Regions from separate parts of the Homo sapiens genome. Here regions 1, 3 and 4 are each linked to region 2. Evidence: chromatin contacts called from ENCODE Hi-C or POLR2A ChIA-PET data. All regions are on one chromosome and are shown on one strand. The core of a region is the stretch at or near the end of the contact, and the rest is flanking DNA. Distances in the headings are between cores, read along the strand shown. Region 1 holds the start of FKBP11 (FKBP prolyl isomerase 11). Region 2 holds the start of TUBA1A (tubulin alpha 1a). Region 3 holds the start of PRPF40B (pre-mRNA processing factor 40B). Region 4 holds the start of KCNH3 (potassium voltage-gated channel subfamily H member 3).

Region 1 (6,796 bases), core at 3,246-5,745, 260 kb before region 2:
CTTTTTATTCATCAGTATTGACTCCTAAGGAGCAGGAGGGGATTCAGAAGAATAATCTAGAAGAGCTTACTGAGGAGCTCACCAAGGTAAAGCCCGGGGGATGGTGGGGCATTGGGCAGCATTTGCTAATGGGTCTCGCTGCACACCTTCTCCCTGTAACTCCACTCCCAGGTGATGGTGGACTACATAGGAATGGAGAATTTCTGGAAAAGGTACAACAAAGTGAAACTGGAGCAACTGAGCCTCCAACATAGACGAGCCCAGCTGCTAGATATCAATGGGAAGCTGCGGGAGATGCTGAAGCAGTACTTGGATGGCATCTCAGTGAGTGACGAAGTGCTGAGCCAGCTCAACCCACTCTTTATAGTCAACTATCAAAGCAACTTACTCCAGCCCTTGTCCATACGTATAGCCCATCCAGGTGATAAACAACATCCAACCACTTAAAATATAATTGAAGCAGCCCAGATGATCTTCCACAACCTGTGATCTAAGGAAAAAAATCTTTCAACTCCTAGAGATTTTTTTTTTTTTTTGAGAAATGTAGGGATGTTGCTATTAAAAATTTCCATGGAGTTTATGAGCTCTTTATATCTTTTCCATATTGGACAGAGCAGTTCTCTTTGAGGACACTAGGAACACTGTGGTCCCAGGGAACAGAGAGAACAGCTAGGCAACTACCAGGAGGCTCACTGCTCAATTAAGCATCCCTCCTCAGAATCAGGGCACCATGAGAGCCAAAACCCATACCTTAAGGACCTAGAGATCCTATGGGAAGACTCAAGACCAGGTCCTTAAAGTCAGTTAGGACAGCAAGAGGAGGCCAGGGGAAGAGGTGATCCAGGGCCTACAACCACCCCCATGCCAGGCAAGATGCAATTCACAATGCTTTTTTCCTCAGCCCTTTACCTCATTCCCACTTTCAAAGGCAGTCTCAGAAAATATCAGATGAAGAATGCAAATAAGTTTTTTAAAATTTATTATTTATTATTTCTTTTTGCTCTTGTTTCGTTTCTCTTCCTTGAGCTTCTTTTTGGAGACTTTGGGTCTATTGGCCTTTCTGTATAGGTGATACCCAATGAGGCCCAGGAGGGCTGGCACCATGGCCATCCCTACCAGAGGCAAAATGCCCTTCACCAGCTTTAGCCAGTAGTTGGCTCGGATTAGTGCAATCAGCTCCACGTCATACTGCACCACTGCATCCGCTGGAGAGGCAGAGGGGTGGAGAGGGTTAGACTCTCTGCATTTTATCCAGGGCTCAGAATCTGAATGAAAATAGGGAGCGTAGGCCACAGCAAAGCCAACAACTATGAAGCTGACAAGATTTAAATGTGGGCTTGAATTCCTTTAGACAAGAGTAGAGGAGGATTTACGAGCAGAGTCCAGTGATAATCATGTTGACCCCAACTACACATGTGGCTTGGGTCCAGTGACAAGTCTTTGAATGCAGGAAAACTTTCTGTGAATATGAAATGTACAGGCTCTTCTCCATTTGTAAGTGGGAGAACCCTCTATACTAACTACTAATTTATCGTATTTCCAAATAACCACACGGATAGAGTCTTTGCAGGGCTGAAATTAAATGGATTTAAACTAGACTTTAAAAAATCAACCAACCAATGAGCACATTCAACGTGATTATGAGATAACAGGAGTTTCAACATAAGAGCTGAAGAGGAAGAAGGATGAGGATGCTGCTTAAGAAGTAAAGGGGCAGGTGGAACAGAAATGAGTGGGCAGAAGAGGTACAAATAAGCAGCACTGGGAATGGGGAGGTAATAGGGCTTTGGGTAAAAGTTTCTCCTTGGTCCCCCTACCCTCCTTCCAGGCCTTCCTCTAAGCTGGAACTAGGATAAGAATTAACGAGCCCAGCCAGGCGCGGTGGCTCATGCCTGTAATCCCCGCACTTTGGGAAGCCAAGGCAGGCGGATCACCTGAGGTTGGGAGTTTGAGACCAGCCTGGCCAACATGGAGAAGCCCCATCTCTACTAAAAGTATAAAATTAGCCGGTCGTGGTGGCGCATGCCTGTAATCCCAGCTACTCGGGAGGCTGAGACAGGAGAATTGCTTGAACCCGGGTGGCGGAGGTTGTGGTGAGTGAAGATTGCACTATTGCACTCCAGCCTGGGCAACAAGAGTGAAACTCCATCTCAAAAAAAAAAAAAGAATTACGAGCCCAATACTCTGTGGAGTACAACACATTTTAGCTAATAGAACATTTGTTAGAACTGAAAGCAAAAGATATGCATCTTGGGAAATCTGTCCATCTCAACCCTTCAAAAATAGACATCGGCAGTGACCAATGATGGCTTTTAAAGTTATGGGGCAGACTTGGCTTTAACAGTTGCTTTTTGTTTTGTTTTGAATCACTTGACTGTGATTATTTTTACTGTCTCTTCCCTGATGGAGGCTGAAAGGAAGGGGTGGGGGGTGGCTGTACAGCTGACACAGCGTAGAGTTGTAGAAAAGGGCAGGAAAGAAGTCCAGTGTTCTGGGAAAGGTGGTGGCACAGGCAGCAGACCCATGTGGCCCAAGCAGGTCTCTTCCCTAACAAGTTACTGGCTGCTGGAGGTCATGCCAGGTGGCCTCATCAGGTTGTCTTTAGTCCCTGTTGGTGATATGAGGAGGAAAAAGGTGGCCCTGTAGATGGAGGCCCCAGCCACTCCTATCTGTCTAAACAAACTTGGTCTGGATCTTCTCAAGCATCAAACAAAGTATATAGCTCCTTATAGCTCTTAGGGACTGGGTATTTTGATGGCCTGAGAGAGAGTCCTAGTCAGATTACCTGGGACAGATGGTGGAAATCCCCGTTTTCCATAGGCCAAGTGAGAAGGAATGATTGCCCTTCGCTTCTCTCTGAGGGAAGGAATGTCAGTCACAGCCAGAGGCAGGAGAGGTAGGCCAGCAGCCTCAGTCCAGCTGAAGCTCCTTCAGCAAAACCCCCTGAATCTTCACACCCAAAACACGAATTTTTCCACCTGAACACCAAACAGGCTGGCCAGCAAAGGTGTCCATCTCCCCATGTGCCTCAACTCCCCCGACAAAAGCAACAGCGCAAGAGGCACAGAGGCTTTGAATGCCCTCAGAGGTCCCACTGACCTGGACCTGTCCAGTGGGAAGCAGGGTCCTTTATTCCACATTCTCCTGCTTAAGGAGTGAGGATGGCCGAGAAAGCCTCTACCCATGCAAAGGGGGTACCCAGGCCCACCCCTGCCGAGATACTCACCCCACACACATGTCGAGAAGACTCTGCTCCAGACCTTGAAGAAGAAGACACAACTGAACTGGAAGCTATCCACCTTCCCCAAATCCCATGACATGAAGATCAAAGTCTTCCTCCTCCATCCTCAATTGACCTTTCCCTCACTTCTTAAATCTCTGGCTTCCAATAGGATATGGGACAAGTGGAGTACTAGAAGTGAGGTTTGAACCTCAGGAGGTAACTCGTAGAGCCCTAGGGTCTTACTCATTTCAGGGGGGATTTCCAGGGCAGCTTTGGAGCCGAAGAGGCTAAGAAAGGGCTTAGGTTGGGAAGAGGTGGAATGGGAGGCACAGGTCACATACCTGGAATCACCTGCTTTTGGCCAAGTTCTATAACCAGAGGGTCTCTGGTCAGGGAGGTGTCAATAATACGTCCATCTACCAAGCTTCCCTGGGGGGAGAGAGCATCAAGAGCATACATCTAGCACCCTCTCCCTCCCAGCAGGCGCGCAACACACACCTGGACCGCTGGGCGGCGGCAGCCCCCTTAGTGCGGCAGCCTAGCGTTCCCCTTACCGCTGTAAGGAACAGGAAGCCCCAGAAGGCTGGCGCTTCTCGGAGATCTCTCCACCCTGCACTTCTCCGTGCCAGGTAGGAACTGGCAGAAAAGCAAGGAGGGAAAAGAGGCACGGAAGAGCAACGTCTCTCCCCTCGCCACGTGCTCGACGACCCCAGAGCCCCGAGTTTCTTCTCCCGAACCGCTTGCCACGTGTCCAAGCCAAAGCTGACGTGTTTCAGCAGGGCGCCGCCCCCTCCCAGGCCCCGCCCCGGCCCCCCAGACCCCTCACCGTGTAGTGTATGTGAAGCGTGTCTCCAAAAGCAGCGGGCTCGGCACATGGTTCTGGGGGCTCCACCTACGATCGGACTACAGGGGTCACGGATGCTCTTCCAAAGATCCCGTTCTCGCCCCTAGACCCGGCACCACCCCCAACTCAGTTCCCGCACTTCCTCTCCTCCCGGCTCCCAGGTTCGCTGAGACCCCAGTATTACCACCCAACAAGGCTCGGCCCACGGGGGCTGAGGGTCGGGACTATCTCCTCACCAGGGTCTCCACTTGGAGGGTCCGGACGGGACTTTCGGTTTCGAGCCCAGCCTCAGCCCGGCACACCGCCGCACTGAGCAGCAGCAGCAGCAGCAGATGGAGCGGGAGGAGTGAGGGGCGCAGGGTCATGACTGGGCGCGGGGCAGGGAGCCGGGGCACCAGGACAGGCTGTTCGGGTGGCGGCAGCCAGGACAGCGTTCCCGCGGCGCCCAGGCCAGACTGGACGGGACGGGGCGGGTCGCGATGCTAGAGCTCCTCCTCCTGCAGCCCTTCCTCCACCTTGTCCCCACCTCCGAAAGGGAGGAGGCCGAGGGGCGCCCTCTGTACCCTCCAAGATCCGGAGGGCGCAGGTTCTGACGCATCCGTTAGACGTTCTGTCCTATAACGTGGGTCGGGCCAAACAATAGCACCCATTTACGATTACCTACTGTGTGTCAGGAGCTAGTCTCTAATCCTCAAAACCACCCTGAAAGGTCGGCATGATTGTTTCCATTTTACAGATAAGGCACAGGGTGCTCAGGATGTGCCCAAGGTCATCAGGCTAGGTGGTGACAGAGACAGGATTCAAACCCAGGACTGCCTGAGTCCAACGTGGTTGCTGTCTGTTCTTCCAAGTCGTCTCCTTGTGGCTATCCTGGCAGTGTCTGGCTGGCAGACCCCACCCAGGCAGTTCTCATTCCTCTCCGACCTCCAGCTACTTCAGCTTGAATTTCTGGAGGTTATAGATCCAAGTATCCGAAATAAGGCAGGGGGCTGTCCTATCCCTGTCCTTTGAAAAGCTAGCTGAAAAGAGCAAGGAGCTGTTATCCTGTAAGAACAGGGTAAATCCCTGATCTTTTCCTCTGGTGCTACTATTTCCTTTCTCCTTTCATCAACAAACTTCTCAAAGGGCAGCACACGTAATCCATTTATGTAAAGACTTCACTTTTTTTTTTTTTTTTTTTTTTGAGATGGAGTCTCGCTCTGTGGCCCAGGCTGGAGTGCAGTGGTGCCATCTCCACTCACTGCAACCTCCGCCTCCCAGGTTCAAGCGATTCTCCTGCCTCAGCCTCCCAAGTAGCTGGGATTACACCCGCCACCACGCCCGGCTAATTTTTGTATTTTTAGTAGATAAGGGGTTTCACCATGTTGGCCAGGCTGGTCTCAAACTCCTGATGTCAGGTGATCCGCCTGCCTCGGTCTCTCAAAGTGCTAGGATTACAGGCGTGAGCCACCAGATTTCTTTTTTTTTTTTTTTTTTTGAGGGGGAGGAGTTTTGCTCCTGTTGCCCAGGCTGGAGTGCAATGGCGCGATCTTGGCTCACCGCAACCTCTGCTCCCGAGTAGCTGGGACTACAGGCATGCGCCACCATGCCCAGCTGATTTTGAATTTTTAGTAAAGACAGGGTTTCTCCATGTCTGTCAGGCTGGTCTCGAATTCCCAACCTCAAGTGATCCACCCACCTCGGCCTTCCAAAGTGCTGGGATTACAGGTATGAGCCACCACGCCCAGCCCACTTTTTAAAAGTTTTTGTTGTTGTTGTTTGTTGAGACGGAGTTTCACTCTTGTCGCCCAGGCTGGAGTGCAATGGCACGATCTTGGCTCACTGCAACCTCCACCTCCCGGGTTCAAGCGATTCTTTTCTCTCAGCCTCCCGAGTAGCTGGGATTATAGGCACCCACCACCACGCCTGGCTAATTTTTGTATTTTTAGTAGAGATGGGGTTTCGCCATGTTGGCCAGACTGCTCTCAAACTGCTGACCTCGTGATCCGCCAGCCTCAGCATCCCGAAGTGCTGGGATTACAGGCGTGAGCCAATGCGCCCAGCCAACAGTCTTAACTGTACTCATTCTTCCAATCCACCTGCAACAACCTAGACTTCCTCCCTATCTCCTGTTTCTGTTAGTGGCTCTGCTACCAGCATTCGTTCTTCTCTCATCTCCCACATCCAACGGGTCTACTCTGGATTCTCCTTCCAAAGTCTCTCCAGCTCTTCCCTTCCATTCCCATAGCTACAACCCTCCCACCTCAGGATAAGAAGCCTTCATTATCTCTCATTTGTATTGTTTAAAAAAAAAAAGTCCCCTCAGCAGGAGGGAATTTCTAGGGGTGATGAAATGCTCTATATTTTCAGAAGGATGTGGGTTACATGGGTGTATGCATTTGTCAGAACTTATCAAACTGTATACTTACAATCTGTGCATTTCACTGTTTGCGAATTACGTATCAAGATATTTTTTAAGTTAAACAAAAAAACCACAAAACTCCAAGTCTCCCTTAAAGCTGGATATGGCCAGTTGACTAAGTTCTGGCCAAGAGAACATAAACAGAAGTGTTGGAAGTATTGTCCTGGACTTCCAAGAAGGCCCTTTAAAGAGTTAACTAGAAAGCGTCCTTCTGTGCTGCTCTCTCTCCCCCTAATCATCTTTCCTTCCTTCTGTCTGCTATCTGGAATGCAGATGAGATGAATTAAGCTCTAGAAGCCATATTAGACCATGAGATGACCATGAGGAT
Region 2 (6,495 bases), core at 449-2,948:
TGCTAGCCTGTACTGTCTGCTACATTATTTAACAGAGCAAGCTCTATTTCCAGCAGCTGCCTACATGATCTCATTGTGCTGTTTTGCCAGTTTTCCTCCTCTGACCCCGCCCGGGACCATGTGCCTGAATTGAAATGAATTAATTAAGATGCACTGGAACAAAAGACAACGGGATGCGGAGTATAATTCTTCTTTGTCTGTAGCAATTTCATTACTTTTTTTTTTAAAAAAAAAGGTTTTTCCAGATCTTCTCCACTGTAAAAGCTGAAAAATTATCCGTATCTTAACACACACACACACAAAAGTTCCTAAGTTAGAAACAAGCATCACATGAAAAGGTACCAAAGAATAAAAGCCCAGTGGAAGGATAATGAAATATTTATTTAAAACAACAAAATAGTATTTTCATCCTGAGATTCTCTACCCATCACATAATATTCATATTCTTTGCATCCAATAGAGGTTTTCTTCTCTGTGGTCTTTAGGGCTACCACTTTCATTGTCTATTCGCTGATGTGGTGGGGGCGGGGCGGGGGGGCGGCGGGGAAGGGCGTTTCCCTGGGTCCTGACCATCAGGGTACCCTGGGGCTCACAAAGTGGGCTTTCTCCCTCGCTGAACGTGCAGTCCAGACAGACAGACAGACACACACACACACACACACACACTTCAGTCGGTCAGGGCAGGGCGTCCCACAGACACACACACACACACACACACACACACACACACACTTCAGTCGGTCAGGGCAGGGCGTCCCCAGACCAGACATTAAAGAGCTTGTGAAGTGAATTATGATTTTGCTCAAGAAAAAAAAAAGTCATCTAACTTATAATAGTGAAGAAAACCCTTTTGGAGCCTACAGTTCCGCAATGATGAAAGGTTTTTTTGTTTTTTTTTCAGTCAGCTCCTGACAGAAGAGGTTCAGTGAGGGCGAACCCCGCCCAGTGGCTCCAACGCCATAGAAGCCAGAAACAAACAACCCCGCCCCTGCGCCGCCCTGACACCCGCTGCCGGGGGCTCCGGCAGAAACTCACCATGTTTTCCCGGGAATGTGTGGGTATCTTTCCAAAACGCCAAAGACCGCGGAGGGTCTTCCCACGCTAACCCTAGGCTGCGCTTTGTTCCCGTTCCCCCTCCCACGTCCCCCAGCTCGCCCAACGCCCCCGCTCTTTTTGGGTGCCTCCTCCTCTCCCGGTCCCCAGAGAACAACGCGAGACAGAAAGTGGCCCCTCAGCATCAGCGAAACCGTGCGCACAGACACGGGGCCCAGCCGGGACGCCCCAGACCCCTCGGTCGCGGCAGACGGGCTGCCCGCGGCCCCCGAAAGTCTCTCGGATAACACAGGCGCCTAGGCGCCGCCTTTGTTCCTCCCCAGCGCTCTGCTGCGCCCTGGGCGCAGTACTGGCCCGGTTCCTGCACCCGCACTGCGGCGGCGGCGGGGCTTGAGGATTTGGGGCTAAGCTAAACCTCACAAAACATACCACCACCCTCGCCCAGAGAGCTTACGAAAGAAAAGAGCTTAAAGGTTTTCCAAGTAGAGCCTGGGGGCGCTGACTCCACCCAACGGCCACAAAGAGCCGAAGCCGATTCTCACCATGGTTGCTGCTTCGCGACTGCCGAGCTGATGGCGGAGACGAAGAGGAGAGGTTGTTGCTTCTTACAGCGCGACTCTTAGGCGGTCGATGTAAGAGAACCTGCGGCACATAGGCGGATGCGGCTCCCTATATACAACTCGGTCACCATGGGGATGGGCCGGGGCCTTTTCCTGTTGGTCCAGACCCCCAATCTGCCCAGAGAAGCCATGACAGGAGACTGGTGATTGGTGCAAGCGACGTGGGATGAGGTAATCTCTCCCCCACCCCTTTTTCTCTAGCATCCGTAGACTGTTTGCATCCTTTAGACAAAGAGACCGTGCAGAAGCAGTCGGCCGAGCATCCATTATGGGGCGGGGTTGGGGAGGGGCGGAAGGAGAAGAAAGGGGACTGGGGTTAGAAGACTTTCTGTTGCTTAAACCTCAAACTGCAGTTAAAATTATCTATGTGAGGTTTTTTCCCCCTACCCTTAATAACAATTTATGTTTAGATTAAATATTTAAAGGAAAATGACTGCCAGCCCCTCCCTCGTAGTATATTAAACTCGACTACATTTTGTTAGGGTTCAACATCTCTAATTGCTTTAAACGTAAAGTGGGAGGGAAAATCGGCATGATGCTCGAAATGGCCTGGGTATATGTGATTTTTTTAATTTAAAAAAAGATTTAGCCATACGGTCATTCCAAATGGTTTCTCAGGTTCAACTAACTTATTTTCAGAGCTTCTTCTGCAGGCACACGCACACCCGAATAGCTAAACAAAACTGGAAGATGGAAAGAATAACCATATTAAATAAAGAAGCGAACAAATAGTTCTAACATGGCAATAATCAAGAGCAAGTGAACGTAGAGTAGTTATAATGGTTTACTAGAGGTATTCTTTTATGAGAAGTCTATGTAACACATTTTGTATGGTACATTGTCCTTTGGAATGAATCATCTTTCCTGATAGAAAATTGGGAAAATACAAGGAGAAATAATTGAGCTCAGAAGTTAGTACTACATGTGTGCAGTTACATATCTGAATTGGACTTTTGTCTGGAAAGTAACAAGCAAAATAATAGTAATAACCAATACACCAAATTAAAAAGAAGAAGAGAATAATATAATGTAAAAAGAATTTTGCAATGTCGCCTCCATCCACAGACAACTGTGAAACATCAGCTCAATAAACGCATTTCCTTTTTATGTAGTTCTTATGTCAATTTGGTAAATATCCTCCTGCGAGTGGGCTTCTAACTGTGGGAATTTTAGCCGGCCTCACACCCTTGCTGTTCAGCTAGAGACTCTGGTGGTTGCTCAGTTGTCCCTTGGGACAAAAAGGCTTTGCTTTCACCCCTAGGAAATAAATTGGAGTAAAATTATCTTGATATTTAGGAAGCCTCCATTCTCAGCAACGATCCGGAGTAAGTCACTGGACTTCGTACCACTGGATGTTGGTGATGAAATTTCAGAGGTAAATAAGTTTGGCCACTAAAGTTGAAAATTTATTTTTTACAAATAATTTTTCCTTTTGGTTTTCAGAGACAAATTTTCAGGGTCTGCAGCACTACTCACACAGTGCTCTGCGGAACCCATTCATTCCTGCTAGGCTGGCAGGCTAAGAAGGGCGTGGGAGGGAGGGACTTGAGAATACAGCTGCTGCAGGTTGTGGTGTGACAATGGCGACCACAGATTTTTCTAGCCTGCCATCCACAGTTCTGCTTTACTTGATCAATTTTGCTTCAGTAATATTCTCTGGAAAAAAAATAATATCCAAAATGCAAAAATCATTTTATCTACTTATTGTATATTTCCTAGGAAAAAATAATCCTCAACATCATCTTATCTCCACTTCTTTAGCAAAAAAAAAAAAAAAGTATATTTCAGAAGAGACAGGAGGATTAGGTATTTGAATGCTTCTTTCAGAACCCAGAAATATATTTAACAAAAATAAGAATTAAATGGCATAAGGAAGCATAAGGATTAATAAGTAGCTCATTCAAAATACTTTCACAATTTTAATAATAAAATATATCAGACACTATTGGACTATAGTAACATGTACAAGTCTTTTTGGAATGAGAAGCAGAGTTTGAACATTATTTTCTTTACAATATAAAAAGATTAATTAAGAAATATGTCACTTATCCAATAGTCTCAGTTCTTTATGCAATTTCCAAAGGATTAAATAAAAGAGAGGAGGGTTCACGTGGTTGATTCTTTGAAATTCTATCTCAGAGCCATTCTGTTCCTTATGTAAATGAGGGTTATTCCCTCCGCTTGGGCATATGTAACAAGATCTAGGTCAGAAATAGACTATTTAGGCACTGATAATCTCAAATATATAAACAAGAGATCGGGGAAATAACTAATCTATAATTTTTGTTCTTTATTATCTGATTTAATAGCACTCAAACTGTGGAAAGGAAAACAATACTTTTTTTACTAGTTCATCTCTTATTTTTATTGCCATTTAAAAAAATTTGACATCAATATACATGTACAAGTATTCTGCTAATGGATTCATTCTTGTACACAGTAAGATTAGCATAAAACATTCTTCTTTCATAATATTTGTAGAATTTTAATCATTTATTCACATGTCTACATTTCTCCTCCATTAAAATGTAAGTCCTAATTCCTGTCAAAGTGCCTAACTACAGTAGACGTTATACACTACATGTTTGCTCAATTAAATGAACAGCTCTCTGTGCAGTTTCTTTCTCTTTCTTTCTTTCTTCCTTTCTTTCTTTCTTTCTCTCTCTCTCTCTCTCTCTCTCTCTTTCTTTCTTTCTCTCTTTCTTTCTTTCTTTTTTTTGAGATGGAGTCTCATTCGGTTGCCCAGGCTGGAGTCAGTGACATGATCTCAGCTCACTGCAACCTCCGCTTCCCGAGTTCAAGCGATTCTCCTGCCTCAACCTCCCGAGTAGCTGGGATTACAGGTGCTGGCCACCACACCCAGCTAATTTTTGTGTTTTTAGTAGAGACGGGGTTTCGCCATGTTGGCCAGTCTGGTCTTGAACTCCTGACTTCAGGTGATCCACCTGCCTCAGCCTCCTAAAGTGCTAGGATTACAGGCATGATCCATGGTGCCCGGCCTGTGCAGATTTTCATTACCTATTATCATGCTTAGTAATGTAAAGATATTGGCCAGAGCGGTGGCTTACTCCTGTAATCCCAGCACTTTGGGAGGCCAAGGTGGTGGGCCACCTGAGGTTAGGAGTTTGAGACCAGCCTGGACAACATGGTGAAACCCTGTCTCTATCAAAAACATAAAAATTAGCCCTTGCGCAGTGGCTCATGCCTTTAATCCCAGCACTTTGGGAGGCCGAGGCAGGGGATTATTTGAGTTCAGGAGTTCGAGACCAGCCTAGCCAACATGGCGAAACCCCACCTCTACTAAAACAAAACAAAACACCAGCCAGGTGTGGTGGCTTGTGCCTGTAATCCCAGTTATTGTAGAGATTGAGGCATAAGAATCGCTTGAACTCGGGAGGCGGAGGTTGTAGTGAGCTGAGATCATACCACTGCACTCCAGCCTGAGCAACAGAGTGAGACTCTGTCTTAAAAAAAGATATTTAATAAAGTATTTTACCATTTATAATCAGCAAGCATTTACTGAGTAAGCCCAAGACCATCCTAGGTGGTGAAGAATTCAGAGGTAATAGCATGGTCTCTTTTCTCTAGAATCTTCCAATTTATTGGAATAATTGAGACACGTACATTCCTATAGGTTTGAGAATGACATGTACGTGTGTATGTTTGGAGAGGGGCCATGCAATTGATCCCAATAGAGGGGATCTATTTCATGACTCCGTGTATCATAACTTACGAGGGAAACGAGTTGTTGAACACTTTTTTTTTTACATCTTCACCTCCTATTCATCCTTAAATCCATTTCAAACTGGATTCTGCTCCTATCACTCCTTTAAAGTGCCTCCTTGTTTGTTTTTTGTTTGTTTGTTTGTTTTTGAGATGGAGTCTCACTCCAGTTCAGTGGCGCGATATCGGCTTACTGCAGCCTCTGCCTCCTGGGTTCAAATGATTCTCCTGCCTCAGCCTCTCAAGTAGCGGGGATTATAGGTGCCCACGACCACGCCCAGCTAATTTTTGTATTTTTAGTAGAGACGGGGTTACCTCATGTTGGCCAGGCTGGTCTCAAACTCCTGGCCTCAAGTGGCCAACTTGCCTCAGCCTCCCAAAGTGCTGAGATTACAGACGTGAGCCACCGTGCCTGGTCTATCTTAGTTGTTAAATCCACTGGACACATTTTAGCTCTTGTTGACCTGTGACAGGCTTTGTCACAGTTGACTATTATCTCCTTCAAGACACTTTCTTCCCTTAGCCTCAAAAACTCTACATTTTCTGGGTTTCTCTCCTACATTTTTGTTTCTGGTCAGTCTCTGCTGGTTCCTCCTCCTTTCCCTAATCTTCAAACGTTGGAATTCCTCAAGCTTCAGTCCTAGACCTTTTCCTCATTTTATTCTATGTGGTCTTAGACCTTTTTGGTGGATGGCAAGTGCATTCATTCCCAAGGCTTCAAATCCTTCCTATATGCCGATGACTTCTTTTATTTATTTATTTACTTTTAATTTTTTTTTAGAGACTGAGTCTCGCTATATTGCCTAGGCTGGTCTCAAACTCCTGGCCTCACGTGATCCTCCTACCTCAGCCTCCCCAGTAGCTGGGATTACAGGTGGGAGCCACTGTGCCTGGTGCTGATGAATTCCTTTTTCTTTTTTTTTTTTCCAAGACGGAGTTTCGCTCTTGTCACCCAGGCTGGAGTGCAATAGCATGATCTTGGCTCACTGCCACCTCTGCCTCCCAGGTTCAAGCGATTCTCCTGCCTCAACCTCTTGAGTAGCTGGGATTACAGGCGCCACCACCACACCCAGCTAATTTTTCTATTTTTAGTAGAGAC
Region 3 (6,664 bases), core at 3,845-6,344, 430 kb after region 2:
TAAGACCTCCAAGAAAAGAATCTAATATAGAAGACAGAGACCAAAACAAAAGAAAAAGAAATTTGGAGCAGAGATTATGTAGAGAAAAAAAAATGACAGAACTATCAGTAACAGCTTCTGAGATAAGATAACCCTGAAACAAAATATGCTATAAAAAGGACAATTCGGAGAATAAAAATAAAGTGAAAGTGATTAAAACCTTTAAAAGATGGAAAAACTCAGAAGAATGGGAAGATAAAGTTGAGGAAATCTCCCAGAAAATAAAGTAAAAAAGATGCAAAGCTAGAGAGAAAAATAAGAAATTAGAAGGACCAGTTCAACAGGTCCATTGTCCAAGTAATAGGAGTTCCAAAAAGGAAAGAATAGAGAAAATAGGAAGAAATCACCAATAGGATGATTCAAGATTATTCCCCAAAAGTGAGGGGCACTGAGTGCCCAGCACAATGGAAGATAATAGCCACTCACCAAGACATATCACTGCAATTTCAGAACATTGGAAACAAGAAGTTCAGAGAGGGGAAAAGTCACCTAGAAAGGACAAGGAATTAAAAGGCTTCAGACTTCTCATTCTCCACAGCAGTGTCAGAAGCTAGAAGACCATGTAGCAATGCCTTCATAATTCTGAAGGAATTCATTACCCAGCCAAACAACCAATCCAAGGGTCACAGTTGAAAAATGACAACAGCAAAAACGCAAAGTTCCAAAATAATTTACTGCTCCCTTTCTCAGGAAGCTTCTGGATGATGGTCTCCTCAAAAAAGCGGGAGTATTATAAATCAAGAAAAACACAGGCACAGGTGGGGATCAGAAGCCGGTTGGTGTGTGAGGGGGTTTTCTCGCTCTAGGGAGATTATTCAAGCAATCACTGTGTCAACAAATACAGATGTTTCCCTTCATATGATGAAAATCTAGGGATCCAAACTTATTTGAAAAGCTAAAGAGGCACCATTCATCCCCACTGGAATGGCAGGTTTTGCAGCAATTGTTGCATATGTATTATACAAACTGAAGAGCAGGGGAAATACTAAAATGTTGCATCATCTGATCCACATGTGTGTGGCAGCCCAAGGCTTTGTTGAAGGAGCAATGACTGTTGGTATGGGCTATCATTCCATGTATCGGGAATTCTGGGCAAAACCTACACCGTAGAAGAAATGCTATCTTGGTTTTGTTGGAGGAGCTTACTTTAGTTAGACATCTCTTTTTTTTTTTTTTTTTTTTTTTTTTGAGATGGAGTCTTGCTCTGTTGCCCAAGCTAGAGTGCAGTGGCACAATCTTGCTCACTGCAACCTCTGCCTCTCGAGTTCAAGTGACTCTCCTGCCTCAGCCTCCTGAGTAGCTAGGATTACAGGTGATCGCCACCACGCCCAGCTAATTTTTGTATTTTTTTTTTAGTAGAGACGGGGTTTCACCATATTAGCCAGGTTGGTCTTGTACTCCTAACCTCAAGTGATCCACCCACCTCGGCCTCCCAAAGTGCTGGGATTACAGGCATGAGCCACCGCGTCCACATCTCATTATTGAAGCTACATATTAATGATTAAAATAAACTATTTGAGTGGGTTCAGCTGATAACACGGCATTGTGAATACTGGCCTTCTTTCTTGCAGGCTTGATTTGCCTGGTGACTGAATTACTAGTGACTAGTTTACTAACTAGGTCATTCAGGGGAGTCAAATTAACACAAAAGAAACATGTCACCTAAAAGATGGTGTTGAAATGTCCACCTTCTTAAACTGTTAGGATAAAATTAGTTCTAAAGAAGATAGCAAACCAACCCTGAAGTACTCCTAGTTTGCTGCAGAATCTTGCATGTTTTGGATGTTATATGAGTTCTATTTGCCCCAGTTAATTTAACTTTTTTCTGCCTGTCTTGTGGACTGGCTGGCTCTTTTAGAACTCTGTCAAAAAAGTGCATGGAGGCTGGGCGCGGTGGCTCACACCTGTAATCTCAGCACTTTGAGAGGCCAAGGCAGGTGGATCACGAGGTCAGGAGATTGAGACCATCCTGGCTAACACAATGAAACCCCATCTCTACTAAAAATACAAAAAAAAAAAAGTGCATGGAATATAACTTGTAAAACCTCCCACAGCTGAAAGTATATATGTGTATGTGTTTAAATCAAATCTAGGAAGCTTACAATAGAGCTGCATAGTAGTAGCATTTATTAAAGAATCATAACTGTAAACATGAGAATAACTTATGAATTCTAGTTTAGTTCTTTTGTAATTGTAGATATCTGTATTTGCTGCTGTAATATAAGGATAATTTTTAAATGTCATCTTGAAACAGAAACATGTATTTCAAGCACTCATGGAAGGTAACTGAAGAACACTTTTTAAATGGAGAAAATGTTATTTTCTCCGTAAGAATTGTAAACGTTAAACATATTACCTATAATGGAATTAATGATTTATAAGCAAGCTGGTTTGAACAGACATTATACACATGCTTTTCTATACTACAGAATGCCATTACACTTGTGAAATTCTCTTGTCTAACCTGAATTTACATTCCATGGTGATAACATGGTATATGTATTGTTATAAAAATAAGTGACCATGTCAAAAAAATAAAAAAAGAAAAGAAAAGCATAGAATATGGCAAATAAAAATCCCACAGAAGAGTGAGGCAGCCAGGCAAAGTGACTCACGCCTGTAATCCCAACACTTTGCCAGGTCGAGGCAGGCAGATCACTTGAGCTCAGGAGTTCAAGTCCAGCCTGGCCAGCATGGTGAAACCCCATCTCTACTAAAAATACAAAAATTCGCCGGGTGTGGTGGCGCATGCCTGGAGTCCCAGATACTTGGGAGGCTGAGGCAGGAGGATAGCTTGAACCCGGGTGGTAGAGGTTCAGTGAGCCACTGCACTCCAGCCTGGGCAACAAGAGCGAGACTCTGTCTCAAAACAAAACAACAACAACAAAAGAATGAGGCAAAGAACATGCCCAGGAGAATGAGAAAAGAGATGCCAGGTTGCCAGATGTGCAGCAAGGTGAGGGGATGAACAGTCAGATTGGAGAAGGTCAGCAGTCTCCAGCAGTGATGTCTTCAAGAAGATGAAATGGAGAGAATTCTCTGCTATATCTAGATATTCTGAGAGGAAATTTAAGCAACTGGGGGAAGAATTTGAGGTAGAGTTTGTGAGAAATACATAGAAAATAAATGATTTTAAAAAACAAGATTATTAATTCCAGGAAAAATAAAAGTTTGTGCAGGAAAAAACAGAAGGTCTCCCTGGGGAGGACAGACCCAAGGAGGAAGCTGGGCAGGGAATTCCAGGGTCCTAGGTATTCAGAATATGGTCTAATCCTGGGCAAGTGTGCTTTGCATGGGCAAATCCCCTTGGACCCCTTGCCCTGTGGGGAGGGCTGCAGCTGGGGGAAGGCCGGAGATGTGAAGGTAAATGCCAGAAGAAACAGCTAAAAGAGGTGAAAACGTTGCCTCCAGAGAGGGGAAGACGATGGGGGCAGGGCTCTGCTGTTTGTCTTAACAAATCTGGTACAATTATTCGATTCTATATGTGTGTACATGTTCTAAGAAATATTTCATTAAAGAAAAGAAAAGCATTTAAAAAATAAAAATGCAATTCATGAAAGTTCACGGAACCTCTGGACCACTTCTGCTATACTTAGAGATCTCAATAATAGTTTGAAAATCGCCCCAGCTGCGCTGGCATCGCGGCAGCCCCCGGGGGAAGGTGGGAGCGGTGGAGAGGCCGCCGGTGGTCCGTCCTCCTCCCCCCGCCCGCCCCCTCCATTCCCCTCTCCTGCCGCGGCGGCGGCTGCGGGCCGCGCGCCAGTCTCCTCACCCCACCTCCCCCAAAAGTTTGAAAACCACAGGACCCAGCGTGGGCAGTACAGGGAGACGTCGTCTCCAAAAAGTTACAAAATTAGCCGGGCGTTGTGGCACACGCCTGTAGTCCCAGCTACTCGGAGGCTGAGGGAGAAGGACCGGTTGAGACCAGGAGGCTGAGGCTGCAGTGAACCCTGATTGTGCCACTGCACTCCAGCCTGGGTGACAGATCAATACGCTGCCTCAAATAAGAAAAGAAAACCGCAGAGCTGGGCCTTCATTTGAGACCATGTGGGTATCATTTTGATTAAACCACAAAGCATTTTCTCTCTACAGCAGCCCACAAGGGTGAATCCCACTTCCTTTTCCTCCCAGGTGTCACCTCTAACTCTTCGTGTCAGGAGTTTTTCTACCTCTCCGGAGTTCTTTGGCTCTCAGGAACCTAGCACGGCATCACGCGAGTCCCGGCTCAGGTGAGGGGGGAATAAAGGGAACAGGAAGCGCCTTTTGCGGGGCTTTGCAGGCTGGCGGTCAGCGCCTTTCTGCACCCGTGTGCCTGGGGCCTGTCACTCTCCAGCCCCAAGGCCTTCAGCGCATTCCCCGCAGAGCTCCAGGTTACAGTTTCCTCAGCCGCACAGCAAGCATGTACCTCACATTTTTAACTTCTGTCAAAGAGTGGGCCCTGCTCTCATGAGTTCAGCGCTCAGTGGGAGCCAGGTCCCAAAAGTGAACTTCAGGGTCACGCGAGAAGCACGTGTACGCCCCACAAGGGCGTGATTTCGGGGATTTGTCTTTTTTTTTTTTTTTTTCCAAGCTGCTGTGTGCTCAGTCCCTGAGACAGACCCTGCCACCTCACAGGTGCTCAACAAATAGTTCTGGAGTTAACTAACTTAAAAGTACTGTAAAAGAGCTACACAGCAAATTAAATTCGCTGTGCAGCGCAAAGGCACCCTACACACTGCGTGAACGCTTCGGCTCCTGGAGCGCCGGCGACTGCGAAGCCAGGACGCAGGCAGCGGGGAGAGGCAGAGGCGCCGGCCCCCGACCGTCAGTCAGAGGCGGGAGCAGGCGTGCCCCGCCCCCCGGGGGGCGGACCCGGGACGCGGCGGCGCGGGGGCGGGGCCTGGTTCTCCGTGCCGGGGGGGCGGGGCCGGGACCGAACACACCGGGCCGGTTGGGGCCCCGCTCGCCGGCGGGAGCCACCGGAGCCCCGGCCACGAAGGGGTGCGACCCCCCGCCGGCCCCGCCCTCCCGGCTGCGGCCTGGCCAATCAGAGCGGCTCTTACTGGCGGGTGGGCTGAGCCGGCCCAGCTGCTCGGAGGCTCTGGCATGGTAACATCCCCGCGCGGGGGTGGAGGGGCTCGGGGCGGTCCCACAGCGCCCCCTGCGGCCCGGGCCGTGGCCGATGGGGCGGGGAGGCCGCTGGGGATAGCTGGGACCCCGGGGAGGGCGAGGGAGGCCAAGGGTGAGGGAAGAGAGCCCGGGAGGGGGGATGGGGGCGGGGACTGGGGGCGAAGGGGCGGGGGAGGCCATGATGGAGCCTGGCCGGGGGCGAAAGGTGCGAGAGTGGCGGGACTGGGTGAAGAGTGGGATTGGGAGAGGTGGGGGTGGGTTCGCGGAGAAAGATCGGGAAAGAAGAGAGAGGGCGGAGATGAGGGGACTGAGGGGACCAGGGGACAGGTGGGGACCAGTTTCCCCTCCTGGGATATTTGGTGTGCGACATGCCCTTCCCCCAGCCCCAGCGCCCGTTCCCTTTGGAAGCCTGGGTGCTCCTCAGACCACTTGGGGACTCCCTGCTTCACCTTCCTGCATTTGCAAGAGCTTGTCTCCTGAGGTGGAGAGGGGGCCTCTGAAGAAAGGGGCTCCCAGCCCAGGCCATCAACAAACTAACGACTCTGTGTGACCTTGGGCAAGTCACTACCTTTCTTTGGGCCTCAGATTTCCCATCAATTTTTTTAAAAAGGAAATGCATGAAAATTAAATCCCAGATCTCTTCCAGGGTCTAAATGAATAGGTTTTTGAGGAGGAAGTTTAGGAGAATGGGTTTGGTAGGGAAGCAAAGGAAAGGATGAAGATGGAGGCGAGGCCTTGGGCTGGGGCTGGAGAAATCCCCACGGGTGCGGGGGGATGGTAGACAGAAAGCCTGCCGGGCTGGGGCTGGCTAGCCTTATCCTGTTGGAGGGATGGAAGAACTCTAAGGAGAGGAGGAGGTTGAAACCTAACTCCACAATGATGGAGACCAAAAGTAACATTCGCTTCTTCAGAGGGAGAGTGATGAGATGGCAGGATCAGAAAGAAGCAACAGGGGCCGGGCGCGGTGGCTCATGCCTGTAATCCCAGCACTTTGGGAGGCCGAGGCGGGCGAATCACCTGAGGTCAGGAGTTGGAGACCAGCCTGACCAACATGGAGAAACCCTGTCTTTACTAAAAATACAAAATTAGGCGTGGTGGCCCATGCCTGTAATCCCAGCTACTCTGGAGGCTGAGGCAGAAGAATCACTTGAACCCGGGAGGCAGAGGTTGTGGTGAGCTGAGATCGCGCCATTGCACTCCAGTCTGGGCAACAAGAGCGAAGCTCTGTCTCAAAAAAAAAAAAAAAAAGCAACAGGAAGATACTTTCTAGTAAGGCAGATCTTTGGGGAGCAAGAGGAAGAGTAGGGCTGGTCCAGGAAAGTTGGAAACTAGGATGGTCTTTGAAACGGAAGGGCAGGTGCTGTTTGGGGCAGCTGAAGAAGGGCCGCAGGTAGATCACAGGGTAACCAGCTGGTCTCTCAGCCTTTTTTTTGATGATGGCTACCACTTTCTGAGAGATGTGCCTCCCAGCCTTCATCTTCAGGAAGTGGGAATGAGTCAGACCAAGCAGACCTTG
Region 4 (6,746 bases), core at 2,893-5,392, 350 kb after region 2:
AGAGAGTGGGAAGAGACGGGGAGAGGGGAGGGGCCCCTGGGCTCTGTTCCTCGACAGCCGCCTATTCCCACTCCCTGAGCACAGTGTCTGACTCCGCCTGCGCTTTGTGGTTGCGGGGTAGGGGGACTTTTTCCATCCTTTGTGTCTTGAGCGGTTTTTTCCTTGCTTTGCGCTTCCCTACTGTCTCTCCATATTCCTTTTTGTAGCTAATACTCCCACAGGCCTCCCACGGCAGCTCCAAAATGCAGCCTCCCGAGTTTCTTGTTGACAGAGGCTTTGAGCATCTCTGAACAGGGATCCTCCTCAACATTCCCCTCCCTGTGACTCCCCACCACGGCCAAATGCGTCAAGAGCTGGCGGAAGGGGAGAGGAAAAGGAGTTACAGTGAGGAGGACTATGGTGCCCATCTCCCAGGGCCCTGCTCAATTTTCAACTCCCCAATGCCCGTCTTACTCTCTCCTAAATGTGGGTCCCTGCCCTTTGTGCATGTGGGTTGGGGGCTGGAGGAAAGATGGAAGGAAAAGATAGGGAATTAAAAGAATAAAAGAGGACCAAGCAAGGTGGCTCATGCCTGTAATCCCAGCATTTTGGGAGGCCGAGGCAGGTGGATCACCTGAGGTCAGGAGTTCAAGACCAGCCTGGCAACCCAGGTGAAACCTCGTCTCTACTAAAAATACAAAAACTAGCTGGGCATGGTGGCAGGCACCTGTAATCACAGCTACTCGGGAGGCTGAGGCAGGAGAATCATTTGAACCCAGGATGCAGATGTTGCAGTGAGCCGAGATCATGCCATTGCACTCCAGCCTGGGTGACAGAGCAAGACTCCGTTCAAAAAAAAGGAATAAAAGAAAAAACATAAAAATTAAAAAAGAATAGAAAAAAAAGATAGGGAATTGTGACTAAGAGCTGGGGGAATCCATACAAACAAAAGCCAGGTCTGGCAGGAAGATCTGAGGGACTGGGTAAAGGTGAAGAGAGAGGATAGTGGGCTGAGATCCTGTGCCTGATCACGCTCATCTAAAACAGGCCACATAAAGGAAAGGGTCAGTGGCGGTACCCCCTCCCAGTACGCATTCACATGAGTTCTTTGAGGGGCAATGGGGGAAGGGGTTTAAAGGCCCAAACAGGCCTTTGACTTTTCACTCTGCAATAAGAATGGTAATAACATTCCATAAATATTAGTGTATTTTCTTCTCCTGGAAGTGGGAACCAGGGCAGCAAAGGGTGACATGGGCATTGTGCCTGGAGCTGCTGGAGGAGGCAGTGCACCTCAGACTAGGGACTTGACCTCGCTGCCCCAAGTTTTTCATCCGTGAATTGGCAGTTATAGCTAATAACTAGCTCATAGCGTTATTATGAAGATTAATGGGACGATCCAAGTAAAGCACTTTGCACAGTGCCTGGCACAAAGTTAATGCTCAATAAGTGTAAGCTGCTGTAATCCTCAGGGGCACCCCACACATTCCATCTCACCCTGATCACCCTAACCCAAGGTGTCTGGTTTGGCTTAATGCCCAAAACCAGCCCCAGCAGGTGAGCTGGAAGCCTGAAAGTCTAAACACTTAGGCCTTACAGGGATAAGTGTAAGGCCACCCAGACATGCTACACAAGCCCAGATGACCAGTCCTCTGAGTGCCCACACAGTTAGGCTAGAGAGAGGTAGACCCAACGACCTAGGGCTGGGAGACTGTCAGGGTTCTAACCCTGGCTGTGTCATTTATCAACTCTGTTACCTTGAGCAAGTCTCTCTCTCCCTCCTCCTCCCCCTCCTCCTCTTCTCCCTCTCCCTCCCCTCCTCCTCCTCCTCCACCTCTTCTTCTTCTTAACTTCTTCCTTCTTCTTCCTTCCTCCTTTCTCCTTCCTCCTTTCTCTCTTCTCCTTCTTCTCCTTCTCCTCCTTCTTCTTCTTTCTTCTTTCTTCTTCTTCCTCTCTCCCTCTCTCTCAGCTCTGGTTCCTCCTTTGTGAAATGGAGCATAAGGAGCCCCCACCCTGGCTGTTTCACAGGGCTCCTAGGAGACTCAAAATCAGACAACAAACATTTACATGTTGCAGGTGTCACACACTGTTCTAGATCCTCTACACATACTCACTCATTGAATCCTCATTACGACCCTCTGATGTTATTATTAGCATCCGCATTTTACAGATGAGAGAACTGAGTCAGAGAAGGGTTAATAACTTGCCTTTAAAAATCACACAGACAGGCCAGGTGTGGTGGCTCTCGCCTGTAATCCCAGCACTTTGAGAGGCTGAGGCGGGCAGATCACCTGAAGTCAAGAGTTCGAGATGAGCCTGGCCAACATGGTGAAACCCAATCTCTACTAAAAATACAAACATTAGCGGGGCGTGGTGGCGCATGCCTGTGGTCCCAACTACTTGGGAGGCTGAGGCAGGATAATTGCTTGAACTTGGTCGGCATAGGTTGCAGTGAGCAGAGATAGCTCCAATGCACTCCAGCCTGGGCGACAGAGGGAGACTCCGTCACAAAAAAAAAAAAAAAAAAAAAAAAATTCACACAGACCAAAATTAAAAAAAAAATTTAATCACAGGGACAGCAAGTGGCAGACCTGGTTCCCAAGTGGGTGGGTGATTTCAATTGTGGCCTTATCCTGTCTCAAAGTGAACTGACTCCTAAAATGTCCTTCTTTTTAGTAGACAGCTGGACCGCCGCCTGGAGAGGAAGCCTTGAACGGCTGGGGGAGGGGATTACTTTACAGCCAGGATCCAGCCAAGGCTGGGGATGAGATGGGAGTAGGATCTCCCGACTCCTTAGGGTCACTCCTCAGGGTCACTCCTCGTCCTGGGGACCAGATTCCAGGCTTCACAGGACCGGAGAAGGAGGAGCGCGTCCTCCCTTCCCAAAGCGCCAGCTCATTTAGATACAGGTGCCTGGGGCTTTGGCTCTCGTCGCTGATGAGGGGTAGCATCTTTCTGATGCTGGTGACTGTGAGTGCGTCTCGAGGGATGGGGGTGCTGAGCCTACCGCTTCGCTCGTTAGGGAACAAATTGCTGTTTTGGCCCCGGCGGCTCCTCTGGGCGCGGGCGGCAGCCGCGCTCGCTGGCAAATCGTGGGAGGGAGGAGGAGCGGCGCTGGCAGGCAAGTCCGGGGGACCGTCGCAGCGCGGGAGGCCAAGAAAAGACGGCCGCCCCGGGCCCGGCTCCGCCCCGCCGGGAAGGGGCTCCCTGCAGCCGCCCCAGGGCAGCACCCCGCGCGGCGCCGCGCGGAGCTCTCCAGGACGAGCTGCGTGAGGCGCGGGGCTCGGCCTTCCTCGCTCTCCTGGTGCCAGGACCCGCACGCACAAGGTTCGGAAGTTTTTTCGCAGTGTCTGACCCCTGCCGGTCCCCTGTATTTACCACCTGACCCTCTAGCGCGCTTAGGAGAGGCAAGAGGTGACAAATGCCAGAGGGAAATGGAGGGGCAGGACAAGGGGTCTGGCGCTCCCCTCCCCACCACACACCCTTTCCGCCCACGGGGTCACACGGAGGACGTCTGACCCTTACTCCTAGGGCTACCCACCCTCTGGTTTCCAGGCAGCTCCTGCTTGCGGAGACACCTCATAGGAGCAGCTGGATCCATTTTCCAGAGCGTCAAGTTGAGGATGAGAAAGTCTCGAGGGCCGGGCAGCTGTGCGCGCAGAACCCCCGCCCCATCTGCTTTTAGATTTCCCGGGTGCGGCTGGAGCCCCTCTAGAGCGCCGGCCTCCGCTGGCCGCAGGGCCTTCACCTGCGCCTGTCGCCCTGTCCCCTTGCCCACTGCATTTTCCTCGGGGAGAGCATCTTCCACAGCATGCGTCCCCTGCCCCCCACGCCCCGAGCCCCCCTCCCATTCCGCCGGGGGAGGAGAGGCTGCTAGGAGGCTCTCGGAGAGCCCCCGGGCTGCAGAGAAAGACGCCTCCCCTCTGCGGCTGAGGCCGAGTGAGCCAAAGGGGGCCGGCCGCTCGCCAGTGGTTCTCCGAGGTACGGGCGGGGAGGCCCGCGGGGTGGGATCAGGGCGGCCGCCACCTCCCCGCCCCCGCCGAGGTCCCGAAGGGAGGGGAGCCCTCCGCGGGAGGCCTGTCCCTTTAAGGAGGCGGCCCTGGCTGGGTGTGCCCCGTCTCCATGGTTACCCCGGTGCAGGCGGCGGGCGCGGGAGGGAGGGAGGGAGGCTGCAGCTTCTCCCCGACAGACGGAGGGAGCTGCCGAGAGCCGGCGCCGAGCGAAGCCGAGCGGAAGCCCACCCGCAGCCGACACGCGAGCCGCTGCCGCGGCGGGAGGTGCTGAGAGCGCGGCGGCCGCGGGGCCTGGAGCCCGGGATTTGTGGGCGGCGAGGGCGCGAGGGGCCGCGCGCCATGCTCCGGGCCCCGACGGCGCGGACGCCCCCTCGCGCGCCAGCGTCCGGCGCGACCCCGGATCCCGGTCTGCGCATTGCCCCCCGACGGCTGCGCTAGGGAGCGCGGGGCCCGGCGGGGGGCGGCCGAGCTGGGCGCCCTCCCCCGGCGCGGAGTCCCCGCACCCCGGAGGGATGGGGCGGGCAGCCGCGGGCGCCTAAGATGCCGGCCATGCGGGGCCTCCTGGCGCCGCAGAACACCTTCCTGGACACCATCGCTACGCGCTTCGACGGCACGCGTGAGTCCGACCCTCGCCCACTTGCACCCGGGCCGCCGGACCCTCGCCAGGGCTCCCGCCTTCCCCGAACCCCCAGCAGCCCAGCTTGGCGCCAGCCTATTCTCACCCTCTCCTCCCTACCCGCCCCTCTTGAGGCTGGGGCCATCGTCTCCTGCTAGGCGCTGTTTCCCCGAAGGTTCGAAGGTTCGGGGTCAACACTGCTTCAGGCGAGGCAACAGGGCCAGAAGTCCCTGGGTGTGGGTCCTGGGATGCTCTCTGTTAGCCGGGTCTCGAACCCGAACCTAGTCAGTCTGACCCATCCCACCCCTGCGTCTGGCGCTGTCGCAGCAACTACCCTCGGACTGGTGGGGTAAGGCGAGGCGGGTGAACAGTGCTCAGGGACAGCTGAGAGGGCTCAAAACACAGATTTAGAAAAGAGATTTGCAAACGGAGATAAGAGTAGGCGGCACTCGGGAGAGCACCGTGTGTCCAAGCCCCGTGTCTCATAGCCTGAACCCCCTAGACTTGGGGAGGCCATCTAGCCCCAAGAAGATGGTTTGGGGACTCCCATCAGGACTGGGGAAGTTTGGAGAAGGCGCCCCGAGCTCTGGATCCCCGGTTCTGGGGGCTCTGAGCACAGGGGAAGTGATGAAAGCCCCTCCCTCCTCCTCTCCCTCACATCCCCCGTGGGGCTTCCCAGCTCTCTGCCTAGGTCCTCCTTGGTCTCCGGTTCCTGATAGGGGGTGGGAGCCCAGCCCTGCGCTCTCCCCACTCCGGGCTCCTCCATCTGCTTTGCCAGTGTGCTTGGCTCCTGCAGCCTGCTGATTCAGTGCCCCCCACTCCCCAATACATTCCTGGCTCCTGGCTCCCGTGCTCAGTCACCATTCTTACACCCCCATTCTTGATCACATTCACTAATTCCTGAGCCAGGTCAGGCAGCTAGGGCTAAAACACAGACAGCAGGATGTATGGTGGTCTGGGGTTGCCTCCAGTCTAGGTGTGTCTCAGTGGGAGAAGCCAGACAGCCAACCTGGGTACCTGGCTAGTGGGTGAGCCTGGCAGAAGTAGAGGTGGGGCTGAGGCTGGCCCAGAGCTGGCAGGGCAGTCCTCATTAGGGATTCCCCAATCCCAGCCCTTACCCCACATTGCTCAGGACACCCTCCAGAAGGCACAGTGCCCGCACAGCGCTTCATTCACCGACCTCAGTTCACATGTGCTGATCCTTGAATGTACTCACACCTGCTGCAGGGCACTGACAAACAGGTGACACACACTGATTGCTATTCATAAACAGCCCTGCCTTAACACACGCAGGATTCCTGGGGTTTGGAAAACCCACTCTTTGGTTGCAGGCATTTGAGAAAGGAGGGGTGGTAGGCCTCCTGCCCCTTCACCCCACGCCTCCTCTGAGAAGTGCTCTCTTGCAGACAGTAACTTCGTGCTGGGCAACGCCCAGGTGGCGGGGCTCTTCCCCGTGGTCTACTGCTCTGATGGCTTCTGTGACCTCACGGGCTTCTCCCGGGCTGAGGTCATGCAGCGGGGCTGTGCCTGCTCCTTCCTTTATGGGCCAGACACCAGTGAGCTCGTCCGCCAACAGATCCGCAAGGCCCTGGACGAGCACAAGGAGTTCAAGGCTGAGCTGATCCTGTACCGGAAGAGCGGTGAGGGGCCACCTGGCCAGCCTGCCTCACCTTTGCAGTCTCACCCAGCCTGGCACCAGCCCCATCCACTGTCCCTCCTCCTTTCTGTTGCCATCTTCTCCATCTCCCCATGTCATCCCATCTTCCCATCCCCCCATCCAACCCCTCTTGCTCCATCCCACCTCTTGCCCCGGCTCCCCATCTCTACCTGCCTCACCCTAGCCTCAGCCTGCATTCAGTTCCAACCTCGGGTTTCCCGCATCCAACAGAAAAACATCCGCATTTCGGCAGGGCAGATCTACCACACGACAGGTCTGACCGTCATGTTTGCTCTCCCTTGCTTCCTTCCCCCAATTCCATCAAGCCCTGCCTTCAGTGAAACTGGACTGCCAGCCCTTCCCCCAGGAAACCGCTAGATCCTGCCTGTGTCTTGCCCGGGATGTCAGTGGAGCCAGGGCCTCTGTCACCTCAGGCAGTGCTGAGAATAGGAGGTGGGCTGAGTTTGTTTTTGTGCCCAGGGCT

What was found. A loop is a pair of places that touch in the nucleus more often than their neighbours do. ChIA-PET counts read pairs that join two places held with the same protein, here RNA polymerase II (POLR2A). Pooled maps may share reads with other maps.
Region 1: a loop to region 2 is called in a pooled map, with 3 times the contacts of the local background. The contact joins the promoter of FKBP11 here to the promoter of TUBA1A in region 2. A Hi-C loop is called at or near these places in 4 of 50 pooled maps. POLR2A ChIA-PET finds 5 or more read pairs at or near these places in 5 of 52 experiments (CD4-positive, alpha-beta T cell, GM12878, OCI-LY7 and 2 more).
Region 3: a loop to region 2 is called in a map of naive thymus-derived CD4-positive, alpha-beta T cell, with 10 times the contacts of the local background. The contact joins the promoter of PRPF40B here to the promoter of TUBA1A in region 2. A Hi-C loop is called at or near these places in 1 of 168 maps with a recorded cell type or tissue (naive thymus-derived CD4-positive, alpha-beta T cell) and 10 of 50 pooled maps. POLR2A ChIA-PET finds 5 or more read pairs at or near these places in 2 of 52 experiments (CD8-positive, alpha-beta memory T cell and activated T-cell).
Region 4: a map of naive thymus-derived CD4-positive, alpha-beta T cell shows a loop between it and region 2 (20-fold over the local background). The contact joins the promoter of KCNH3 here to the promoter of TUBA1A in region 2. A Hi-C loop is called at or near these places in 1 of 168 maps with a recorded cell type or tissue (naive thymus-derived CD4-positive, alpha-beta T cell) and 6 of 50 pooled maps. POLR2A ChIA-PET finds 5 or more read pairs at or near these places in 2 of 52 experiments (CD8-positive, alpha-beta memory T cell and naive thymus-derived CD8-positive, alpha-beta T cell).

Annotation. Positions count from the first base shown.
Region 1 is chr12:48,920,997-48,927,792 of GRCh38, forward strand. FKBP11 (FKBP prolyl isomerase 11) reads right to left here and starts at 4,496. Exons shown (of 6, transcript NM_016594.3): 1 at 4,304-4,496; 2 at 4,050-4,115; 3 at 3,565-3,652; 4 at 3,227-3,260; 5 at 2,786-2,856; 6 at 967-1,205. The coding sequence starts at 4,432. The coding sequence ends at 988. It overlaps DRC2 (dynein regulatory complex subunit 2), which reads left to right. Exons shown (of 8, transcript NM_033124.5): 7 at 1-86; 8 at 172-580. The coding sequence ends at 447. RefSeq lists enhancers at 3,442-3,501, 4,762-4,861.
Region 2 is chr12:49,187,382-49,193,876 of GRCh38, forward strand. It overlaps TUBA1A (tubulin alpha 1a), which reads right to left and starts at 1,699. Exons shown (of 4, transcript NM_006009.4): 1 at 1,596-1,699. The coding sequence starts at 1,598. RefSeq lists enhancers at 1,378-1,969, 1,468-1,587.
Region 3 is chr12:49,618,467-49,625,130 of GRCh38, forward strand. It overlaps PRPF40B (pre-mRNA processing factor 40B), which reads left to right and starts at 5,095. Exons shown (of 26, transcript NM_001031698.3): 1 at 5,095-5,127. The coding sequence starts at 5,125. It also overlaps a transcript of FAM186B not described here and the pseudogene HIGD1AP9. RefSeq lists silencers at 3,901-3,950, 4,811-5,310 and an enhancer at 4,141-4,230.
Region 4 is chr12:49,534,888-49,541,633 of GRCh38, forward strand. It overlaps KCNH3 (potassium voltage-gated channel subfamily H member 3), which reads left to right and starts at 4,143. Exons shown (of 15, transcript NM_012284.3): 1 at 4,143-4,605; 2 at 6,012-6,245; 3 at 6,743-6,746. The coding sequence starts at 4,530. RefSeq lists silencers at 3,104-3,223, 3,954-4,133 and enhancers at 3,451-4,262, 4,263-5,072, 5,717-5,766.